2 separate regions of the Homo sapiens genome follow, and region 2 is linked to region 1. Evidence: chromatin loops called from intact Hi-C (ENCODE). Cell type or tissue: K562. All regions are shown on one strand. Region 1 overlaps SND1 (staphylococcal nuclease and tudor domain containing 1). Region 2 overlaps SND1 (staphylococcal nuclease and tudor domain containing 1).

Region 1 (2,500 bases):
ATGCCAAGGCAGAAAAGAATCACATATCCAGGACCACATAAAAACTGGAGTGTGAAAACCTAGGAGTTTACACTTTTAAGCCAGTTATTTACCCATTAGCTAATGCTATCTCTCACTACTTCTGGGGGATGCTAGTAATAGGCACAACTCCCCATCTGGGAAATCACACCAGATCTTCCTGTCCTTGACTGTGTGGCAGGGAACTGCCTTAAAGAGTCAGCTGTATGTGGGTCAGGGGTCACCAAGTACATGCTATCCAATGGGACATGGCACTCAGCTCATAGTCACAGCTACAGCCAACAGATACAATAATCTCATGCAGTCCAGCCTCAACGGCAGGGGACAGGAGAGCCAACTTAAATTTTCAGGGCTATTACAAGCCATTTAAACCCAATTCAGCATACCATATGCAGCAGTAGTCAGCAAACTTTTTGGTAAAGGAACAGATCGTAAATAGTTTAGGCTTTGCAAGCCATATAGCCTCTGTCGTAACTACACAACTCGGCTGTTATAGTATGAAAGCAGTTATAGACAATACATGAAAGAATTAGCATGGCCAGGCCAGGCGCGGTTGGCTCATGCCTGTAATCCCAGCACTTTGGGAGGCTGAGGTAGGCAGATCACAAGGTCAGGAGTTCGAGACCAGCCTGGCCAATATGGTGAAACCCCGTCTCTACTAAAAATACAAAAACAAAAAAAAAAATTAGCCGAGCATGGTGGTGCAGGCCTGTAATCCCAGCTACTTGGGAGGCTGAGGCAGGAGAATTGCTTGAACCCAGAAGGCAGAGGTTGCAGTGAGCTGAGATCGCGCCACTGCACTCCAGCCTGGGCGACAGAGCGAGACTCCGTTTCAAACAATCAAACAACAAGAAAAAACAGAGTTAGCATGGCTGTGTTTCAATGAAACTTTATTGTAAAAACTGGCAGTGGCACAGATTTGCCCACCTGTCCTAAATACCAGCGGAGTCAGGCTAGAAAGAAAGACTGAATTTACTGTTTTTTTTTTTTTTTTTTTTTTTTTTTTTTTTTTTTGAGTAAAAGTGATCGTCATTTGAGAGTTATTTGGCTGCTTTGGGCTTCAAGGCTGGAGAAGCAGGTAATGGCACAGTATCTCACTCACTGTTCTTCCTGCCCTGGGGTTGGCAGCACCACCAGAATGCCCAGACCACTGAGTTGGAATTGTCTTCCCAGATTTCCAACTCAGGTAAAAGAACAAAAGCCAACAGGAACCAATGGCTAAGGAGGAGCAACATGTAAAACAGTGGTGTAAAAGAAGAAATGCAACGTAAGAGGGCAGGAGAGAAGTCAAGATAATGGAGCCGAGTGGTGGCCAGAAATGTGAGTAGCTCTGTGCTGACTAGCGTCAGTGTAAAACAAATTTAAGGAAAGCAGCATTATGAGGTCTCAAGATAATGGGAGCCACCTGAAAACGGAGATAAAAGACTTGTCTAAAGCTTGAGGGCTCCACATGAAGATATGAGATGGAAAGACTATAATTCAGGCAGGAACTCCTGCACGGCCCACCAAAAGCCAGGACAATGCACTTACAAACATGGTGTCATTTTACCAGTGCCAGACACCCTGCATGCCAGCTTCCTGTTCTCTGCCTGGCAGAAGGCTGGCCTAGAGGCAGTCACCGTTACACAGCCCCTCTCCCCTCAGTATCTTCCTCAGGTTAGTTTATGGTTTCACATAGGGAAGTCCAACTTGATGACCAGGCCTCTGTCGGATCACACAGGGGCCCAGGAAGTACTCTGAAATCGTACAATCTGTGGGCTTCATCTTTCCTAGGATAATGCAGATTTATGGTAACCGAGGAAGGCATGCAGGGGATAGAGAAATTCTGGCCAAAGAAAAGACATGAAAAAAATTTAAAACTTTAAAGGGAAGGGATGGGGCAGGGCCAAGGACAATCACGTCTTCAAAATACCTGGTTATCTGAGCTAAAACTCATGATCAAGGGAACAGGTAAAAGGCACAAAAAACCAGTTCAACTGCGGCCATCCCAGCGGTGGCTCAGCTCCAGGAGAGTTCCTGCACTGTCGTGCACTGTGGGCAAGATAGAGGCTGCCTGGAAGGTAAGAGCTGCATGAGGTGGGAGGTCGTGGGCCCACATTCAGGCATCCATGCATTGCTCAGGACTTCTGCTGAGGGCGGGAAGGACCTCTGCATCCAGGAGTACCAATGTACTGGGACTTTCCTCTTCTGCTAGATCTTTGTGGGGTTGGGGGAGTAGGACAAAGAGAAGCATTCCCCAAGACAACTTATGAAATAAAAATGGAGGTACTACATAGGTAAAAGTAAATGAATAAGCCTGTAACAAAACACAAACCTCTCCATTCCTACACTGTTCAGAAAACAGTTTTCATATATAATATAAAGGAAATGTTCAGGACAGTAGGGTATTACTGGATCTTTTAGTCAGATTTTTGAATTATTCATAGTTTAGGACATACTCACATTTTCTCAGTGTAAAGAACTTTCAAAACAGCCAACCCAA
Region 2 (2,500 bases), 150 kb after region 1:
TACTTTGGTAAATCACAAAAAAAAGAATATTTCATACAATCCAATTACAAGAACTGGGAAGCAGAAAATTCAAGTTCATTATCTCTGGCACAAACCTGGAGTATAGATATTGTAGGTTGTCAATTAAGACCAACCAACCTGTGTTGTTAAACAGCCAACAGAATTGACACCTTCTTACAAGGACTCAAGAATGTAATAGAAACCCAGACTAGAACAGACAGCTACCCCACATTTGCAGAGAGGAAGGCTGAAAGAGTAATCTCTGTCAAAGCCAAAATAAACACAGTGGAGATCTCAAGGTTTTAAGGCACAAAGCATGGCCACAACACTCTGCCCTGTAAAGTATTTTAAATTATCTGTCTCAAATTATCTTAAAAATAAAAAGATTGCTATAAAATACTCCCTGAATATCTCATTTTAAGCAGTGTAAACTTATTTTTTAAATATTCTTCAGTGGTAACTAAAGGAGATAATCCATTCTAATAGAATGTTAAATACTGGTGGAGGCCACCTGCCAAAAATAAAGACACGTGGTTTTGTACAACAGTGAAGTTGTTTTCACCAGTACTTAAAAGCAGCAGTATCTATGGAGATGGCTTTCTGTGGCAGTAAAAATATTTAGATAGAATACTAAGATTCCAGGTCTCTACAACAGGGAAGCATACAACTGACTCCTAAGAAGTGGTAACAAATTGGTAACAAATAACTATTGTAATTTATACAGATAGAATAATGACCAAAATATGTCCTAGTTTTTCCCAGTTCAAAAATATTACTTGATTTGTCAAGAACCTGCTTCTAACAAAACCTGTGATGGCGTGAAGGTAAACATCAAATGCCTATACTGAGCGCCTCCTGGCAAAGACGAAACCTCCAATTGTTGTGTGAACATTAACAACATTAATAAATATAGGATCGGTAGCAGTGGCTAAAAATAGTCATTTCCAAATGTGAAAGCACGAATGAGGTGAAAGAGGCTCCTGTTAGGAGACTTTCATGAAGCTAAGCAGCTACAAAATGCTTATTCCTTTCAGAGGCCTGCAATAGCTTGGAGGTACTTCTCCTAAGTGGCTTCACTGTACTTTCAGTAACACAATCCTTGTTTTGATGACAAACCTATTATTTTCTTCCCCATCAATATGCCCACTTAAAAGAAATGAAAAATAACAGTTTGGTAACAACTAGCATATAAGATTGTTAAATGGAAAAGGAGACAATTACCATACTGGTATATTTTATGCAAAGTAAGAATTGCTATTGGGGACTGGCTGACTGTTGTAATATTTATTGGGGAAGCAGGGCCCAGCAGGCTTCCTCCTTCCCCTATCAGATATCTCCCCTGAAAGACTCTTCCTCAGCCTGGCTGCCAACAGACCTTGGAATCTAACCAGGTTACAGCCAGTACAGCAGAATAGGATGACCTCATCGTCTACTGATTACATACAAGAAAATGTCCAATTAACCTCTCCTCTTCTTCCCTCTTTGTTACCTGCTATTCTATACCTAGACTTCCTAAACCAATATGCAGAGACCATTTTAGACAGTATCTAGGGCCTGCTTGATACTCAATAAATGGCATTATTAATAGTAATGATGTGTACTTCATAGTGCCAGGCACACAGAGCCCAATAAATCTTAAATAACTACAATAATGAAAGTATACGATTAGCTAATGAGTGATTATAAAGTACTTACAAATATAAAGTGCTACACAGGCACAAAATTATAAACCACTGAGTTAAGAGCAGGAGAAAGCAAAGCAGAGTGAAAGGAAGGAAAGATTCAAATGAGCAAAGAACTCTTAGCTACTTGAGATGACAGCTGAGTCCATGCCAGCCAGAACACTCACATTCCTCCAATGGTGACAGTGGCACAGGTACGCTCTGAAAAGGCAGGCACTGTCTCTGTGGCTGGGCTGGCTGGTCTAATGTAGTCCACCGTCACATTGACCTGGAAACAAAGAATCAAGGGAATTAGGGTTGAGAGTCTGCAACATAGCTCACTAGCAGCCACATGTGCCTGCTCAACTGTGAAAGATCAGCTCACTCCAGTTTGGTTTTCTGAATCTAAGATTTTTAAAACCAATTAAAAGAAATAGCTGAGCAACAGACTGGGAGAAAATGTTGGCAAAAGACATAACTAATAAAGAACATTTATCTAAAATATACAAAAAACTCTTAAAACTCAACAATAATAAAACAACCTGATTTTAAAATGCAAAAGATCCAAACAGCTTACTAAAGAATACATACAAGTGGCAAATAAGAACAGGAAAAGATGTTCTACATTACATGTGATTAGAAAATTGCCAACTTAAACAACAATGAGATACCACTGCTCGTTGTAGCATAGTCAAAATTCAGAACACTGACAACACCAAAGGCAGGCAAGGATGTGGAGCAATAGGAACTCTAATTCATTGATGGTAGGAATGCAAAATGATACAGCCACTTTGGAAGATAGTTTAGTCATTTCTTATAGAACTGAACATGTACTCTTA

Evidence for each region. Peaks named below come from ENCODE experiments on the same cell type or tissue, not always from the same donor. Only the 100,000 strongest peaks of a DNase experiment are listed, where the experiment ranks them.
Region 2: a loop joins it to region 1, with 2.5 times the contacts of the local background. A loop is called at or near these places in 1 of 110 quality-filtered maps.

The regions. Positions count from the first base shown.
Region 1 is chr7:127,993,082-127,995,581 of GRCh38, reverse strand. All of the region lies in intron 16 of SND1 (staphylococcal nuclease and tudor domain containing 1), which reads right to left. Among named protein-coding and RNA genes, the nearest start is that of SND1-IT1, 3.2 kb to the left of the region's middle. In K562, no CTCF peak of the experiment used is centred here; DNase peaks (open chromatin) are centred at 242 and 1,391.
Region 2 is chr7:127,843,774-127,846,273 of GRCh38, reverse strand. SND1 (staphylococcal nuclease and tudor domain containing 1) reads right to left here. Exons shown (of 24, transcript NM_014390.4): 12 at 1,850-1,950. Among named protein-coding and RNA genes, the nearest start is that of SND1-IT1, 150 kb to the left of the region's middle. In K562, a CTCF peak has its summit at 1,450; a DNase peak (open chromatin) is centred at 1,373.